Linked DNA regions of Homo sapiens: region 1 is linked to region 2. The links are chromatin loops, found by intact Hi-C in ENCODE. Cell type or tissue: OCI-LY7. All regions are shown on one strand. Links, peaks and the distances in the headings refer to the core of each region. The heading gives the core; the rest is flanking DNA.

Region 1 (9,062 bases), core at 1-8,000, 330 kb before region 2:
ATATTTTCATGAAAAAATAAAAATAAAAGCACAGGGTGGGCCGGGCACAGTGGCTCATGCCTGTAATCCCAGCACTTTGGGAGGCTGAGGTGGATGGCTCACCTGAGGTCAGGAGTTCAAGACCAGCCTGGCCAACATGGTGAAACCCCGTCTCTACTAAAAATACAAAAATTAGCCGGGCATGGTGGTACTTGCCTGTAAGCTCAGCTACTCAGGAGCCTGAGGCAGGAGAATCGCTTGAACCTGGGAGGCGGAGGTTGCAGTGAGCTGAGATTGTGCCACTGCACTCCAGCCTGGGCAACAAGAGCGAAACTGTTTTAAAAAAAAAAAAAAAAAAGCACACGGTGGCATCAGTGACCGAATCCTTACCAGTACACCTCCCTACTCCCTGCCCCTGCAGAAAGCCCGATTAGCTCAAAATGGAATAAGGGTCTCAGGAGTGCAGGGATGGGTTGTCCCTTTCTGTTCACTGGTTTACTTCCTGGTCTACAGGAATAGTCAACTGCACGCTCAGGGAAGACCTTAGGGGAGCTCCAGTCCCCAAAAAACTCACTGTTTTATAATGGAACACTAAAGCCAAACTGAAAAATTAAATGTGATTTATTGCAGTGGATGATCTCTTCAGGGAAGCAGATATCGAACCCAATGGCAAAGTGAAGTATGATGAATTTATCCACAAGATCACCCTTCCTGGACGGGACTATTGAAGGAGGAGAATGGGAGAGCCTCCCCTGGGCCTGAAAACTTGGAGCAATTAATTTTTTTTAAAAAGTGTTCTTTTCACTTGGGAGAGATGGCAAACACAGTGGCAAGACAACATTACCCAACTATAGAAGAGAGGCTAACTAGCAACAATAATAGATGATTTCAGCCATGGTATGAGTAGATCTTTAATAAAAGATTTGTATTGATTTTATTAACTACCGTGAGTCCGGCCCTTTCAAGCATGGAAGGAGCCTGCGGTTTGGAGTCTGGCCTGGGTTCCAGTCCTGGCTCTGCTGCTTCCCACTGTGACTTTGGGCAAATCATTTCACTCCTCAAAGCCCCCCCACACAAGCTGGATTCCCACTTCTTACCTCATGGAGCCTGTTGAGGAAGGATTGAGCTGATGACTTAAGGGCAATCTACCAAGAGACTTATTCTGTATTTGGGGGCTAGAACCATCTTCCATATTTCCAAGATTTTCCAAGATGAAGCCAGTGCTAGCTGAGAAGCAGCAATGAACAGAAAGCTGTAACACTTATGACAACAATTCTTGCAGTGCCAGAGGCCCATTTACAAATTCTCATTTCCATCTCAACAGATATAGTGACATAGCTCAGGCTATTCATTCATAAACACAGAGTGTAGAGTGAAAACACTAGAGTGAAAACACATGCTACAATGAGGCAGCATCAGCTGAGAGCAGGAAGAGCGATCTACTTTACACCCCACACCAAAGGAAACCAGATGTGAGCTGCTAAATTGACTGGCCTTGCAGAGCTCAAGAAGGGGGCTTCCAATGCTGTGAGAATTCCGAGCTGTTCCCTGGGCTCTGTTAACAGGCAGAGAGGTTCCGGGATGGTCTGCTCAAGTGGCCCACACTGGTCATTGCCTTAAGCCACCTCCCCAGGACTTACGGAGAGAAATAAGGGGATGTAACCAGCAATGGCCAGGGTACAACAGCCCTGGAAAACAGTAGTAGGAGCACTAGGCTTTCTGGGAGTCCATCCAGCTGGAGTGGCTTTGAGTGAGTTACACAGCTAGAAGGTGCCAGGTTGGTGCTGCCAGAGATTCAGAGGTGCCATACACTTGTCAAATCTGGATCATTCGTAGTGCCAGCACAGTCCTAAAAGGGCTGGAGTACCACACCAACACAGGTAGGGGTGCAGGGCTTCAAGTACAAAGATTTGCATCCATGTATGTATCAAAAGTGGGTTCTCTGGGCTGTGGCTTTGTCTAGTAGTACCACAGTGGCTAAAGTAGAAGAAAACCAAATCAAATGGGATGTGTCTTTTGGGAGGATGTACAAGACACAAATCTTTCACTAGGCACCGGGCACAGGGAAAACTGCAGGGAACAAGAGTTGTAGTGTTAGTGCAACTGTCTCAACGATGCTGTGTGGCTTCAGACCCAAACAAGGCCCTGAGGAAGGAGACTCTCATTTCCCCAAGCATAACTGCAAGGAGAGGAGGAATTCCTAGGAGCCAAAGAGTTTTGTGGGGTGAGGGTAAATAAATGGCCCAAATGCCAACTAGGTGAAGTTGTGACCATCTGGCTGGGAAGCCCAGGTCCACACAGTGTAGGAGCAGATGTTTTGTGGGGTCTGAGGTTTACGAGATTTGGCTGCCTTAAGAATACAAAAACAGAAATGCAGAATTTCTGGGGCTGCTCCTAGGACCAGAACAAGTGAAGGGTCCTGGTGCTTAAACTTCATTACCTTCATGGTAAATCCACCAGAGGGCCGGTTAGATGCTGGCCCCGCCGAGAGAACTGCTGTCACTTTCAGGCAAAGCTCAAAGGTCCTAGGCCCACAGTTCTTTTGAGCTCCAGTCATGGACATTAGGAAGTAAATCCTGCACAGCCAACCTGGAATACCAAAGATTAGATGGGAGATAGATACCAATGATTTAGATGGCACAGGAAGAGCAAGTTCTGGATATAATAAATGAGGGTACTTTCCGTCAAAGCTTTTCTATGTCTATATTTATCACTGAATAGTCCCAGTATGGTTTTAAAGCAAGTTTTATGAATCTCATTTGCCTAACAGGAATCTGAAATATAACTTGCCAAAAACACACAGTTGGTGTGGAATGGTCATTAGAACCTGGGGCTCCTCTTCACGGACTCCCTGCTCATTAAGGGATTCAGTGGTCCAGAGTCTAAGATCCTATTAAGTGTTTGATTCAAACCTCTACCCGAGGAAGGGCTGTTACCTTACTCCTGGTCCTGGTTTCAAGCTCATTCCTGAAATTCCAGCTGGTTTCTCTAGCACCTAGTGTTGTTTACAAGAAGGCCACGGTGCTCTTAGCATTCAAACTGCAGATACTAAACAGATGCTGTGATTTATTAAAGAGTTAGCCATATTTCAACAAGAAAGGGAAATGATGGCTATATTCATTACTTACCTCAAAGCATGCTGCAAGAAAATTAGTTAGTTACTTGTCATGCTTTGAAATCTCTGGATGAAAGGTGCTTTGGAAGCACAAACCATTATCACTTGTCTCATAGGGATTGTCCCCTTGAACATCCAGCAGTGTTATTTTACAGAAGACAAATTAACTGAAGGCTTTTCTTTTATTACATCTAAAGAGCTCTACATAAACAGGTAACATTCAATAGGTAAACAATTTTTTTCCAATGCATGTAATAAATATTTTCACTTGGTACTTTTATACAAACTGACATTGTCTACTATACATTTTTAAAAGCCATTTTACTGGTTTGGCATGCGGTATGGAAATTCTAAGAGAGAAAGTTTTAAGGCAATGAATCACAGATTTAAGTTCATGGAATTTATGGTAACTTTATCTGTTTATGTACATTTTCCCCTTTGTTAAACAATTAACAGCAGCACACTCTGGGACCACCAGCTATTTTCCCTCTCTTTCTGAAATCTAAGCTTTGTATTTAATTAAAAAACAGAATTCAACATCTATTGATAAAACAAAATTCTTACTAAAATAATTTCAAATGTGCTTTAAAAAGTCCTGAAGATCTTGAAAGTTTTATGTGTTTAAAATTGAAATTGTCTAAAAAAATGCTCTTTCCACATTAATTTAGTTAGGATATATTTTCACTCCATTTCAGACACTTGACTCAAAGGAAAATCTGCCAAAGAATCCGATTTTTCAGAGCTTACGTGAATCTTTCCTCAGTAAAGATACAGAATTGTGATCATGTCTAAATAATTAGTAAAGCAATTTTAATGCTCAAAATAGTCAACCAAGTATGGCATGGTTCTGGTTCAGATTTTTTTTTTTTAAGATGTATCCAATAACACTCACGAAGTAATTAAAAGCCACTTTAACCCTGCTAGTCAAATAGCTATTTTATCAAAGATGTGTGCATACAGATGTATATATATATACACACACACACACACAGTACTGTACAGAAACAAACATATGCATACCTACTATGAACGGCCAAGGCAAGGGGGATGATGGCAACTTGACTAGATTCTGAGAACTGCTATTTGTCCACAGATAGCATGTCAATGTTGGGATGGGTTGGGGAGTGAGCGTAGGCTAAGAAAAAAAGAGATGAAGTGACTATGTGCTTTTCTTTAAACTTAGTAGTTACAGACATAGTACAGGACTCTACTAATAATTAGTAGAGATCATGAAAGTCTGATTGATATTGACCATGAGACCAACAGAGTGACAACTATTACTTAATGCAACATTTTGGAAAGTCAACAACTGATGGAAACAAACTCCTCACAGGGTAGAACGAACTAAAATTAAGACAACTGAATGGTTAGTTTCTCCTGTGGACACATGACCAAAACCACTGAAACCACCGTATGTTTATTTCTCCCTATTACCTGTTCTTCTCTTAGGTTGGTATAATGTGGGACACTGAGGGAAATTAACCTTTTCTACAACTGAAGAAAGTAGAGGGATACGTTTTCAACTGGATCATTCAAACGGTTTGTAATTCAGCATCATACACAAAGTTACTGATCAGAATTCTGAGACCACTAACAATGACACATAAAAAAACAGGAAGAAAACTATTCATTTTACCTAAGACAGCTGAATTAGTAAAAATGTTTCCTAAAGCAATGTAAAAATCAGAAAAAACTCCCCACAATTTTAGTAATTTCTACCCCAACAGAAATTTAGACACAAATTATGGTAGTATTAGAAATTAGCCTAAATTAATACGACATTTGCTCACTATAATGCCAGATTCATTAAAAAACATTAACTGTTTCCTGGTTAACTGACAATCTGTTTTGGTTTTTTTTTTATTGCAAATTGTTTTATGACTATAACTCAGCCATTTGTGTGTGGAATACACATGCGTAGGGGAAGACTATGAAACTCACTTGTTACTCAAACACACTTGTTTATAAATACATATATACACACACACATATACATATCAACACCAACTTTTTTTTTTCCCAAAATTCAAGTCAACAATTTAGTGGCAGAGAGATGCTATAAAAACATTATTTTTAGATGCCACACAAGTCATGAGAACCATTAATTTTATCATACAACTGAAGTACAGCCATCTTGAATTCTACCTGGATTAAAGTTGATCATTTTGTTACCAATGCAAGGTTTAAAACTACAAGTGTATACACAAAGGTGGTCCTCATCAACTCTGAGAACATTAATAGTTGCGGTAGGAAAATCCAGTCTGGAAAACCAGCAGTCATTATGCCCCTTATCTCTTCTGTTAAACCTGCATTCTCAATCAACTAAAAAATATTTTCCACACCTGAGAACATCATACCTTCTCTGATGAGGATTTTGGAACATTAGTAGAACCACTTTTCCTTCCCTCCAACTCATATTTCTCTCCTGAAAAACAGTTTTCAGTATATTTACATGTTCCATTATGAATAAGAGTAGATCAGACTGATCCATGAATTCTAAAAAAAAATGACTTTCCTATGTCATACTTGTTAAAAGGTGAAGAAAAAGATAAACAAGGCAGATACGCTAAGAAAATAGGTATACTCAGAACCAAAGAGTAAAAATGACTAAGGGTCAAACACATCTTGAATTTCAACTGTTTATCAAATAGTAGACTTCTACAAAAATGTGGTGCATTGTACTTTCCAAACAATTTATTTTTAGGATAACTGACCGTGTATCTTTCTTTTTTAGGTGATGTAACATTACCTCTGTCAGCTGCACAAAACACCTGACAGAGCTTTCTAAGCTATTTTTACTTCCTACTTTGGTATGAAGATCTTACATGAAAACTTGTTACTCTGTGGCCAAAAAAAGCAGGTATTCACAGACTTGGTTTAAATACACAATACTGGCAATCCAGATTTAGAATAAAGAACTAGACTAAAGTGTATTATTCATAGGTCGGCTAAGCCTACTCCTTACCCAGACAGCTTTATTCCAATATCTCTAAAACATATTCTCAGGGGGTACAGAGCAAATAAGAGAATATGTGATGGAGAACATGCAATTGGGATAGTTGATAAAGATGCTCACACGTGAGTTCAAGACCTTCAAAGCACTTTGAAAGAAGCAAGCAACTGATTATATTAACTGAATGCACACTCGGGAGGAGAGGGAACAGTGATGACAGAAAAATACATACAGACGCACACAATGAACACACACACCCACGAGCCATGTCCTGAAAATACACAGGGAATGCAGCGGGACAGATGAGCTTTATAACTTAAGGCTGGATAAAATATGCACACACAAACAGAATCCAAGTCTGTCGTTTTCAGAAAATGGAAATCAAACTATCCCCCGACCCCCTCCCCACAACAAAGAAAAGCCCACGATTGAAAACTTCATACATGCAATTCCTTTTCTGTTATTGCAAATAAAATAATGCCATCGAAGTCAAATAAAACCAAAACCATAGGACAAATAATGAAAAATCTTCAGAATCCAGAAAAAAATGAACTGAAGGTGGTTTGTGGGTGCTTGTTTTTCTTTTTTCTTTTCTTTCCTTTTTTTTTTTAAACAAGTGTTTTATCACACAGGCAGTCTTAGATTTATATACAAAAGTAAAACTGAAAATATAGTTTTGTTCTCTGTACATTTCTTTTAATTTTTTCCCTAAAAAAAGGAAAAAAAACACGCTTGTATACTTTTCTAAACAGAGTAAGGTAAAACAGAGCACAAAGTTCTCTTCTTTCTGCCAAGTTCATTCGATCTGGGGTGGGGATGGGAGCAGCAGGGCCTGGGAATCAGTCCAATGAAATAATGTCTGGTATGATGCCAAAGATGGATGCCGTGTCCGTGCTGCTCCTGTTTGTGACGGTGTGGCTATGGCTTTCCCTTAGGCTGTTGGAAGAAACCAGGCTGCTGTTACTGCCACTACTGCTTCCATTGGTGGTTGGCAGAGAAGTACTGCCTCCTGCACTTAACTGATCAAGAAACATCTGTGAGGAGGTATACGGGAAAAACCGAGACGAGTGTAGGAGGTCTTGATCATCTGAAACTGCTGCTGCTGCAGCGGCAAGCAAGGAGGTGTTGTAATGCTAGGGAGGGGAAACAAAAGACACAAAAATGTTAATTATACTTCCAAATTAATATATTTTCTCCTCAGCGGGACACAGCCCTAAATTTAAGATAGCCTGAGTATCTAGGGTTTCTGAAATATTTACTAAGACATTTTGCAAAATCAAATGGCCTTATGTAAGGACTGGAGCATTGATCTTGAGAAGACATTTTTGTATCTGAAACTGGAGGAAAAACAAAATATAAATTTTATTGTTTTTTGTTTTAGTTTGTATTGCAAGCAATTACCAATTCTATTTCCCAAGAAGCATATGCTCAGAAGCAGCAGGAGGGGCAGACAGTCCATGCTCTTGCTAGTAAGGAGATACTTAGCCAAGAAATCTATCAGTCAATATGACTCACTGCCCTGTTTCTTTATAAAACAGTACTGGAAACCAACAGACACTGTTCTTATTATACACTCAGGCACCACTGAAAGTTAGAATTTTTATTTAAATTTTAAAGCCATAATGATAATGGGTATGATTACTCTAAGTTTTCCAAGGAAATTTATCTTTCTCTTGGCTACACATTATACTTTTAAATACAGTCATGCGTCGCTTAATGACACGGATGTGTTTTGAGAAATGCATCATTAGGCGGTTTTGTGGCTGTGCAAACATCACAGTGTGCTTGCACAAACCTAGACAGTAGAGCCTGCTACACACCTAGGCTGTGTGGTCTGGCCTACTGCTCCCAGGCTACAAACCTGTACAGCATGTTACTGTGCTGAATGCCGTAGGCAACTGTAACACAATGCTAAGTATGTGTATATCTCAACATAGAAAAGGTACAGTAAAAATATGGTATAAAAGATAAAAAAATGATACACCTGTATAGGGCACTTACCATGAATGGAGCCTGCAGTACTGGAAGTTGCTCTGGGTGAGCCAGTGAGTGAATGGTGAGTGAATGTGAGGCTTAGGACATTATTGTACACTACTGTAGACTTTATAAACACTGTACACTATGGCCACACTAAATGTGTTAAAAATATTTTTCTTTCTTCAATAATAAATTAACATTAGCTAACTAATTTTACTTTATAAACTGATTTTTTAAAACTTTGACTCTTGTAACACTTAATTTAAAACACAAGTACATTGTACAGCTGAACAAAAATATTTCCTTCTTTATATCCTTATTCTGTAAGTCTCTATTTTTAACATTTTAAAATATTTTTTACTTTTTAACTTTTTTGTTAAAAATGACACACACAACACATTAGCCTAGGCCTACACAGGGAGGTCAGGGTCATCGATGTCACTGTCTTCCATCTGCACAGCTTGTCCCACTGCATGGTCTTCAGGGAAAATAGCATGCATGGAGCTGTCATTTGCTATGACAACAATCTTCTGGAACACCCACTGAAGGACCTGCCTGAGGCTCTTCTTAAGGAGGTGTCACTCTTTTCAGAAATATGTCCATGGTGTTTGGCTTGGTTTCTTTTTTATCATAGGTTTGCTTGTAAGTAGATAATGTACCATAAACATTCCTCTCTATTAATGAAAACCTTTCATTGTTAGGGCCCATGTTTTTTTTGTTTGTTTTGTTTTTGAGATGGAGTCTCGCTCTGCCACCCAGGTTGGAGTAGAGTGGTGCACGCAATCTCGGCTCACTGCAACCTCCGCCTCCCAGGTTCAAGTGATTCTTCTGCCTCAGCCTCCCGAGTAGCTGGGATTACAGGCGTGTAGCACCACGCCCAGCTAATTTTTGTATTTTTAGTAGAGACGGGGTTTCACCATGTTGGTCAGGCTGGTCTCGAACTCCTGACCTCATGATCTACCCGCTTTGGCCTCCCAAAGTGCTGGGATTATAGGTGTAAGCCACAGCGCCCAGCCAGGGCCCATGTTTTTAAATTTT
Region 2 (10,292 bases), core at 1,013-9,012:
GTGAAGTGGTGTAATCATGGCTCACTGCAGCCTCGACCTCTGAGGCTCAAGCCATCCTCCCACCTCAGCCTCCCAAGTAGTTAGGACTATAGGCATGTGCCACCACCCCTGGCTAATTATTGTATTTTTGGTAGAAATGGGGTCTCACTATGTTGTCCAAGCTAGTCTCGAACTCCTGGGCTCAAGCAATCCTCCTGCCTTGGCCTCCCACAGTGCTGGGACTACAAGTGTTAGCCACTGCACCTGGCCCTATATAACCTTTATCAAATTAAACACACCTTTCCTATTTCCAGTTTGCTAAGTTTTTTTTTTTTTTCATTTTCATAAGTTCAAGGAAGTCATATGCTGAGTTATTCATAAATAAAAAATAGGTGAAAAACTTTATCAATATGCTGCTTTTTCTTCACCATTTGAGATACTCATGTGATTTTTTTCATGTGATTTTTGTCCTTTATTAAAGTGGGGTGATTTTCAATGTTGAGCTGGAATTCCTGGGATAAACCTACTTTCAAAAAACATATAACTAGATTAGTTGCTATTTTATTTAAGATTCTTTTTTTTTTTTTAACAGAGTCTCGCTCTGTTGCCCAGGCTGGAGTGCAATGGAGCAATCTCGGCTCACTACAACCTCTGCCTCCCAGGCTCAAGCGTTTCTCCTGCCTCAGCCTCCTAAGTAGCTAATATTACAGGTGCATGCCACCATGCCCAGCTAATTTTTTGTATTTTTAGTAGAGACGGGGTTTCACCATGTTGGCCAGGCTGGTCTTGAACTCCCGACCTCAAGTGATCTGCCTGCCTTGGCCTCCCAGAGTGCTGGGATTATAGGTGTAAGCCACCGTGTCTGGCCAGGATTTTTATACATGCATTCATAGGTGAAATGAACTTAATACATTTATTTATTGCTTTGTCCTTACTGATTTTGGAATCAAGATTATATTGGTTTCATAAAATGATCTGGGCAACTTTGGTCTTTTCTAACTTTCTGGAACAACTTATATAAGATAGAAATTAACTGATCCTTGAAAGTTCGGTACAACTCCAGAAACCCACAAGTTTTTCATTACCATGAATCCCTCCAGCTCCCCAAAAATAGTTTTCTACTGTTGACCACATTTTGAAAGATTTGGTTTAAATTAATATGTATGACTTTTTCTTTCCCCAGGTGACTGCGTGCTGTAGAGAAAGTACCCACAGCTCTGCAGAATGGTGCCATGACAAACTCAAAGTCATCACCCTCAACTGGACAGTCAACTCTTTTATTGTCCTCAAGTTAAAGGGTCGCACCTCTCTCCTCAAGTCCCCTTCTCAGGCTCACCTATTACCTTTGGATAGATGACCCAACCTCCTACTTGACTGAGAAAAGGTAGCCACTAGGGACTAGCCTCTTGAATCCACCTACCTCCTTACAATGATTCTGTCTACACCCAATCATACCTCTTTCCATCAGTCTCCAAACACAAGGTGTCCCTTCTTAAATCCAAGACAATCTCTGTAAACCTGCTCCAAATCCCCTCCCTTTCTCCCATGGACTTTGCCTGTTTTGACATCCCCTCTCTGTCCCGAAGTTTAAACTCTACCTCGCTATGGGGCTTGGGGGGCTCATTTTCCTCGGTTCAGCAACAGACTCAAATCTCACCCATCCCAAAATAAAATCCCTCCTTTGTGTGCTGTGGGGCAGACATTCTCACGCACTGCAGGTGGGAATGTAAATTGGCAAGATCTTTCTGGGAAGCAATTTGGTAACCTGAGTCAAAAGCCTGAAAAATATTTGCACCCTTTGTCCCAGTAATCCTACCTCTAAAAAATTCATCTAAGGAAATAATCAGAAATGCTGACAAAGGTAGATGTTTAAAGATGTTAATCTCTCTGTTATTTTAACAGCAAAAATTGGAAACAATCTAAAGGCTTAACAATAGGGGATAACTTAAATAAATTGTACTTAAATGTAATAAAATACTGTACTATCACTAAAAATACAATTTTAAAAAGCATAATTGAATGGGAAACTGTTCATGAAGCAATGTTGGCTGTGAAGACGGCAGCACAGAAACAGTAGATACAGTCTGGTGCTGATTTTGTTACATATAAAAATAGCTAACACTTCTGGAATGTTAACTATTATATACGTTCTCTCACTCAATCCTCACAACATTCCTGTACAGTTAATACCGTTATTCACATTTTGTAGAGAAAGAAACCAACCAGAAAGAAAAATACCAATATTTGGCAGGGGGTACTGATGAATTTTATTTTCTTCATTCTCTTTATTTTCCCATTTTTATTTATTTTTATTTTTTATTTTGTAGAGATGGAGTTTTGACATGTTGCCCAGGCTGGTTTCAAACTCCCGGGCTCAAGGGATCCTCCCACCTCGGCCTCCGAAAGTGCTAGGATTACAGGCATGAGCCACTGCATCCAGCCTGTATTTTCCAATTATTTAAAGAGGAATTATTATTATTATCATTTTGTCAAACAGAAGTCCTGAATCATTGCTCCTCTTTCTGATTTATATATGCTAGTAGTGAATATTTTGGACAATACAGAGAAAATGCAATTTCCATTACTGCTACTCCAACTGCCACAGACAGCCACTGTGGACAGTTTGGCTTTTGTATTTCTATTTGCCTCTAAAATGTGTATGTAGACATATGCACTTTAAAAAGCAAACACGCCGGGCGCAGTGGCTCACACCTGTAATCCCAGCACTTTGGAAGGCCGAGGTGGTGGATCGCTTGAGGCTGGGAGTTCGAGAGCAGCCTGGCCAACATGGTGAAACCTCCTCTCTACTAAAAATACAAAAATTAGCCAGGCGTGGTGGTGTGCGCCTGTAATCCCAGCTACTCAGGAGGCTGAGGCAAGAGAATCACTTGAACCTGGGAGGCGGACGTTGCGGTGAGCCAAGATCGCATCACTGCACTCCAGCCTGAGCAACAGAGTGAGACTGTGTCTCAAACAAAAACAAAACAAAAACAACAAAAAAAGATCATGGAAACGTGGCTGTACATAGAACTCTACAATTTGGGCCGGGTGCGGTGGCTCACGCCTGTAATCCCAGCACTTTGGGAGGCCGAAGCGGGTGGATCACGAGGTCAGGAGTCCGAGACCAGCCTGATCAACATGGTGAAACCCCGTCTCGACTAAAAATACAAAAGTTAGCCAGGCGTGGTGGCGGGCGCCTGTAGTCCCAGCTACTCGGGAGGCTGAGGCAAGAGAATTGCTTGAACCCGGGAGGTGGAGGTTGCAGTGACACAAGATCGCGCCACTGCACTCCAGCCTGGGTGACAGAGCGAGACTCCGTGTCAATAAATAAATACATACATAAATAACAACAACAACAAAAAAGAACTCTACAATTTGAGTCCAAAAGTGGCTGCATTTTGATGTCCAGGGGTCGCCGTCCTGCGGGAAGAGGATGTGCAGCGCCCGTTTCTGCTGAAGGGACCAGTTTACTTACGCCAGGCAGACAGCCATCTCTGTGCTGCCCCACCCCAAGAGCTCCAAGTCTGGGCCTAGGAGAACTGAGTTCCTGTCCTAATTCTGCCATTTACTAGCTCTCCTAATCAACTTTTTTCTTTGGGAGCCCGTTTGCCCACTTTCAGACGGGGCAACAGTTCTTGTCTTGCCCACTTTAAGGGAACACTGTGACGTTCCAAGGGGCTGACGGGTGTGACTGGTTAAATCCCGCACCCAAGACAGTGGTCTTGGGACTCCTGTCCCTCCTCCCCATTTCCCGCTGCCTCAGGAATCCTTCGACCTGGCTTAAGGAGAAGAGAGGCCAGCGGCCGCGGGAGGGGCAGGGACCTTGTGCCCTGCACAGCACTAGAGACCAGAAGCTCCAGGCTGGCTTTCCAGCCTTCCCGCCCACTCAAGAGTCCTGCGGCGCGCCCTGCATAGTGGAAGGACTCGCCGCGTGCGGACGCGTAAGGGAGGCCCCTGGAGTGCAGCGGTGGAAGAGGGGAAACGCCGGGACTCTGGAAAGCAGGCTGCGTGGCGTCTACTTCCAACGCACGTTTTAAAGGCACTGCGGGCGCGAGCCGGCGCAGAGGCTGGGGCCCTCCTCCGCGGAGCCGCCGCCCTCTGGTGGCGGCGTGCGAAAGTTACAGCAGTTCGCTCTGCCCCGGCTCCCCGCGCAGGGGTTGAGGGACTGGGTTGCCACTCACACATATTCTAAGCCAGGGGCCCTTAGGGAGCTCCCAATTGAGACCTGAAACCGGCCCGAAGGGGAAGCCTGACATGGGGAAGCCAGGACTGGGACCTGGGACTCCGGCTGCGCCCCCGATTGACGCTTACAATAGCACAATTATGGTCATTGTGAACGCCAAAAGCCCCAGACAGTTAAGATTTCATTCAGGCCATTGCAATAGGGAGAACGTTCATTAATGAGGAGCATCTCAAAGGGGACTGGGGTTTTAGAGAGGCAGGTAAACAATGGAGTCATCAGCGAATCTTAGGGAATAGTAAGAAAGGATGGAGATCCGTATTTCCTTGGGATGCGAGCTTAAGGTGGTCCTTTGTGGCTTAGCTCTTTCCTTGGAACTTAAAGAGGTTGGAGAACTTTATCGTCGCTGCCTTCTGGAGGCACAGGGCTCAGATAAAGGTCAACATTGTCATAGTAAATGGTGCATGATGCAGGACAGCCATTTAAGAGGTGAGGGAAGTGAGACCCAGACCACCCAACTGAAATTTTGTGGCTGAAGCAAGATTCCAACCTGCAGACACCAAGACAGCAAAAAGTCCCCAACATGAAGTGCAGAGTTCCCTTGGAGAGTAAGATCAGAAGCTCAGGATGAGTTCCGCCAACAGCGGAAATGACGTCCTCCAAGACATGGAATCAACCTACGTCTCCATCAACAGATGATTGGATAAATAAAATATGATCTGTATACCCAATGGAATCGTGTTCAGACACAAAAATGAATGAAATTGTGTCTTCTGCAGCAGCATGGATGGAACTGGAGGTTGTTAGGTGAAAAAAGTCAGACACAGAAAGACAAATACTCATGTTCTCACTCATAAGTGGGAACTAAATAATGTATACATATGGGTGTGAGTATGAATGATAGTGGACGCAGAGAAGGGGATGTGGGGATGGATGATGAGAATTCACTTAATGGGTACAATGTATGTTATTTGGGTGATGGATACCCTGAAAGCCTGACATCACCACTACGAATTCTGTGCATGTAACAAAATTATACTTGTATCCCATAAATTTATACCAATCCAAAAATAAATAAATAGAAAGAAATTACCTGCTCCACAGCTTCTGGTTTGATAGAACGTATTGGAGAAGCATTGGGATTACCCAGATTACCCCAGGTATAGGGGAAGGGGGCTATGAAGTTACAGTGAAGACCCCCTAGTCAAGCCTCAGGAAGGGCCAGAAACAAGGCAGGTCTGGGATTCACCTGCTGTGTCTGTCTCTCTTTCAGCCAGTCAGTCGGTCAATCTCTGTCTCCAGGATACCCACTGTTATCTCTTCCACCAATCTCCATTCCCCCAACTTCAACTGACATCTGGCCTCCTACAACTACCCTGGTCCCTGAATCTACTCAACCTTCCAGTCACAGAGTTCACTTTTTTTTTTTTTTTTTTTTGAGATAGAGTCTCACTCTGTTCCCCAGGCTGGAGTGCAGTGGCACAATCTCGGCTCACTGCAACCTCCACCTCCCGGGTTCAAGCAATTCTCCTGCCTCAGTCTCCCGAGTAGCTGGGACTACAGGCACATGCCTCCACACCTTGCTGGTTTTTGTATTTTTAGTAAAGATAGGTTTTCACCATATTGGCCAGGCTGGTCTTGAACTCCTGACCTCAAGTGATCCACCTGCCTCGGCCTCCCAAAGTGCTGAGATTACAGGTGTGAGCTACCACACCCAGCCACAGAGCCCACTTGTAACTGCAGCTTCCTACTGTATCTTTTAAGATCCCTCTCGAACAAGTTCATGCCTTCATGCCAGGGCATGAGTCAGCGGCTGCAGCCAGCCTATTCTCTCCCTGGCCTCTGGGTCCTGGGTTGTGTGGGGTGGGATGAGTGGGCTTTCATAATCTGCTTTTCACAGGGGATAGGGGCAGGACAGCTGCCCCTAGAAGCGTCAGGAGCGGCTGCATCAAGGCAGTCCAAGGCTAAATTTTGGAAGGCAAGACTAGACATGTCATCATTTCCAAGCACTTAAGCCCACTCATGGGTCCTGAGCTTCTTCTTCAGGAGGGTGTAGACTGAAGAGGGTGATCTGAATGGCTAGAGAAGAAGCAGCTAGAGTGACAAGCCTGCATAGCAGCCCCAGAAGTGTCCCTGGCCTGGCCCATGGACCCAGTTGTCCAGCCTCCTTGTCAACCATCTTCTTTCTCAGCATACGTGTTCATGCCCTAGGCCAACAGCAGGCAGACTACAGGCTGCAAAGCTAAATCTGGTCCCTCACCACTGGTTTCTGCTTGGTCTGAGAGCTAAGAATGGCTTTAATGTTCTTAAAAAAGTTGAAAGAAGAGTAATATATTGGCCAGGCATTGTGGCCCACGCCTGTAATCCTAGCACTTTGGGAGGCCGAGGCGGGTGGATCACCTGAGGTCAGTAGTTCCAGACCAGCCTGGCCAACATGGCAAAACCCTGTCTCTACTAAAAATACAAAAATTAGCTAGGTGTGGTGGTGTGTGCCTGTCATTCCAGCTATTCAGGAGGCTGAGGCAGGAGAATCACTTGAACTCAGGAGGCAGAGGTTGCAGTAAGCTGAGATTGCGCCACTGCACTCCAGCCTGGGCAACAGAGCAAGACTCCGTCTCAAAAAAGAAAAAAGAGAGAGTAATACATCAGGACACATGAAAACTGTATGAAATTCAAATTTCAATGTTTATAAGTAAAGTTTTATTGGAACACAGCTATGCTCATGTATTTATGTGCTGTCTGTGGCTGTTTTCACACTGCAGTGGTAGAGTTGAATGGTTTCAACAGAGACTGCAAAGTCTACAATATTCACTGTCTGGACCTTAACAGAAACAGTTTTTGGACCCTTGGGCAGTCCTTGCTTGATGCCTCTAGCTATAGATCCTTGCTGGGCCTGGGGCCTGCTCCAAGAGGCCAGTTGTCAATCCAGATGGCTTTTCTCCAGGGAAAGGAGACACCGGCAGTAATGATGTGAAAGGCTGACCCACTGAGCCGTGACACTTCTCACGGGAAATGAGTCAGTTGGCTTCCTGATCTATAGGTGAGCCTCTCTTAGTTTAAATGTCCCTCTCCTGAGTCTGACCAACTCAGGGGCTGTGTCAGCAAGGATCTTTGGTTACAGGTGACAGAAACCCAATTTGGACAATCTAAAGGAAACAAGAAATGTGTTAAGAAGGCCCTGGCATGTGTCCCGGGACCCATGCTGAGCATGCAGCGGGACCTCAGAGGTGTGTTGAGTCCTTGCTCAGACAGCCTGGTCTGCCCACTCTCACGGTGCCCCCTGCACACCCACTGCTAAGGCCTTCTGCAGGCTGCACCTCTCACCGTCAGGCCCTGGAGAGAGACCATCTGACCCATGTTCAAACATCTTGGAAAAAGGAGGCTCTGGTTGGCATGTTCAGGTACCCACCCCTAGCAGTGACCTGTGCCCACCTTCCCACTGAACAAAACGACTTCTGGTAACCAGGGCAGCGGCAGAAGCGGGGACAGTGGAGGCAGGTGAGCCGCAGAGCTGAAATGAGTGTGCTGATGGTGTCTCTCAGGGGTTTCTTTCCCCTCTGTGCTCAAGCCCTTCTGCCCTCAATGCCCTTTTCCCAACCCTCACCCCTTTACCAGCCTGGCTCTTCCTGTCCTTTAAGACTCAAGCAGGTTGCCGCCACCTCCTGGAAGCACCTCCTCACCCTCCCTACCCCTGCCAAGGCCCCTCCTTTGGCCGACTCCCGTCCCTGGCTGTTCACCCTGGCTCCTGAGTTACTTGAAGACTCAGATCACGTTTTATCCTCAGGGCCTGGAACACAGAGGAGGCTCAGTGAATGTTTCACGGATGAATTGATTCTGAGGGCTTGGATCCAGTAGTGGGGACAATTTCTTCAGGAGGAGATCCCAGGACTTCCTCTCCAACATTTCTCACATGACACACAGTAGCAGGGGGGTTAAGAGCCCATGTCTCAGTCTGGGTTCCACCACATACTAGTTGGGCAAGTCACTTAAGTTTCCTAACCTTAGTTTCCTCATCTGTAAAATGGGCATACCATTTTTTTTTTTTTTTTTTGAGACAGGGTCTCACTCTGTCACCCAGGCTGGAGTGCAGTGGTGGGATCACAGCTCACATCAATCTTGACCTCCTGGGCTCAAAGGATCCTCCTGCCTCAGGCTCCCCAGCAGCTGCAATTACACGAGTGCATGCCACCATGCCCAGTTAATTTTTTTTATTTTTTGTAGAGACAAGGTCTGACCAGGTTGCCAGGCTGGTCTCAAGCAATCCTCCCATCCCAGCCTCCCAAAGTCCTGGGATTATAGGCGTGAGCCACCGCACCTAGCCAATGGAAATACCATCTACCAGTATCTACTTCAAAGGGCTGTTGTAAGGGTTAAATGAGATACTGCTTGACACAATTCCTGGGACATTACAAGTACTGATTTATTATTATTATTACTATTAATCATCATATGTTCCCTCACTTTCCAGCAGCACTCCCACTGACCCCAGTGACATGCAGAGACCAGGAAGCCCCTCCCAGCCCTTCAAGAACCATAAAACAATTACTCCCCATCTCTACTAAAAATACAAAAAAAATTAGCCGGGCGTGGTGGCAGGTGCCTGTGGTCCCAGCTACCTGGGAGGCTGAGTCAGGAGAATGGTGTGAACCCAGGAGGCAGAGGTTGCAGTGAGCCAAGGTCACGCCACTGCACTCCAGCCTGGGTGACAGAGTGAGACTCTGTCTCAAAAAAAAAAAAAAAAAAATTACTAATCCCTCAATAAAACAGAGGCTTAGAGTTTAGCTTCACTGGATTTCTCTACCAAGGTAGCATCAGCCTGTTTTTAAATTTTTGGAAAATATAATAAAGAAAAATGTTAAACAATTCAACACATTTTATCTTTTCGAGTGTTTTTTTCTTAATATTAAATGTAGTTCTAACTACACTATATCTGCATATGTACATTCTACTGTCCATCAGTATCATTAAATCATGGCTGTTACATTGTCATAGATAGTGTCGAATACATCGTTTCTCAACTTTTCAGGAAAGGAATGTTAAAGGATAATTTCAAAAAAGATTATGATTCTCATGCAGATTTAAAATATACATGTGTTCTGGATTTTATTTAACTCATTATTAATGAGGGACCCAGTAGGAGCCTACAACCAGTTCAAAAGAGAATGCAAAGAACAGACACACATATAGATCAGGAAGATTGAAATGCATATGCAAATGGAGACAAAACTGGCTTCTTCCACAGTGCAGGAGGCAAGTGCATTGAGCATCCACTGGCTTCAAGGGATCCTCTCACCTTGCCCTCCCAAAGTGCTGGGATTACAGGCTTGAACCACCATGGCTGGCCTTGTGATTTTTTTTTTTTTTGAGACAGAGTCTCACTCTGTTGCCTAGGCTGAAGTGCAGTGATGTGATCTCGGCTCACTGCAACCTCCACCTGCTGGGTTCAAGCAGTTCTCCTGCCTCAACCTTCCCAGTAGCTAGGACTACAGGCATGTGCCATTCCTACACTCCTCCCGCCCCACCCCCTAGCTAATTTTTATATTTTTAGTAGAGACTGACCTCAGGTGATCTACTTGCCTCGGCCTCCCAAGTGCTGGGATTCCAGGGGTGAGCTACCGCACCTGGCTATGAATTTTAAAATAAGAAAGAAGATGGCCGTTTTACATACTGCACATTGAGACTCATAGCATGCAATCTTCCTGAAAGTTACTCAAAGACACTCTGCAACTGCCTGAAACATAAGTTGAAAATCAAGAATTTAAGGAAATACAGTATGGCTGATGGTCTTTTTTCAAAGATGACCATATCAGCATATACATATGCATGTACATGTGTATACATGCACACACGTGTGTACATATGTGGGCACCCGCACATGTTCATCTTACAAAGTGATCTTGACACACTTCCATGGAAGTTGGGCAGAACTTTGTACCTGTCCCAACCACCAGGATGCAGCAGAAGTGACACTGAATGATTTCTGAGGCTAGGTCATAAAAGGCAATGGCTTCCACCTGGCTCGCTCTCTCTAGATGCTTGCCTTTGGAACTCAGCCACTATGTTGTGAGGGAGACCAGGCACACCAGAGGCCATGTGTGGGTGTTCTGGTCAATAGCCCCAGCGAGGCCTCCAG

What was found. A loop is a pair of places that touch in the nucleus more often than their neighbours do. Peaks named below come from ENCODE experiments on the same cell type or tissue, not always from the same donor. Only the 100,000 strongest peaks of a DNase experiment are listed, where the experiment ranks them.
Region 1: a loop joins it to region 2, with 7 times the contacts of the local background. A loop is called at or near these places in 11 of 110 quality-filtered maps.

Annotation. Positions count from the first base shown.
Region 1 is chr15:68,185,660-68,194,721 of GRCh38, reverse strand. It overlaps PIAS1 (protein inhibitor of activated STAT 1), which reads right to left. Exons shown (of 14, transcript NM_016166.3): 14 at 875-7,180. The coding sequence ends at 6,887. It overlaps CALML4 (calmodulin like 4), which reads left to right. Exons shown (of 5, transcript NM_033429.3): 5 at 610-4,017. The coding sequence ends at 707. LOC105370871 (a long non-coding RNA gene) reads left to right here and starts at 7,176. Exons shown (of 2, transcript XR_932396.3): 1 at 7,176-9,062. In OCI-LY7, for the core only: CTCF peaks have their summits at 2,283 and 2,486; DNase peaks (open chromatin) are centred at 5,881 and 7,091; H3K4me3 peaks cover 1,923 bases; H3K27ac peaks cover 6,678 bases.
Region 2 is chr15:67,857,373-67,867,664 of GRCh38, reverse strand. No RefSeq gene overlaps it. Among named protein-coding and RNA genes, the nearest start is that of RNU6-1, 22 kb to the right of the region's middle. RefSeq lists enhancers at 4,859-4,948, 7,298-7,387, 7,443-7,943. In OCI-LY7, for the core only: CTCF peaks have their summits at 3,883 and 4,084 (motif pointing left); DNase peaks (open chromatin) are centred at 4,084 and 4,674; H3K4me3 peaks cover 1,513 bases; H3K27ac peaks cover 2,571 bases.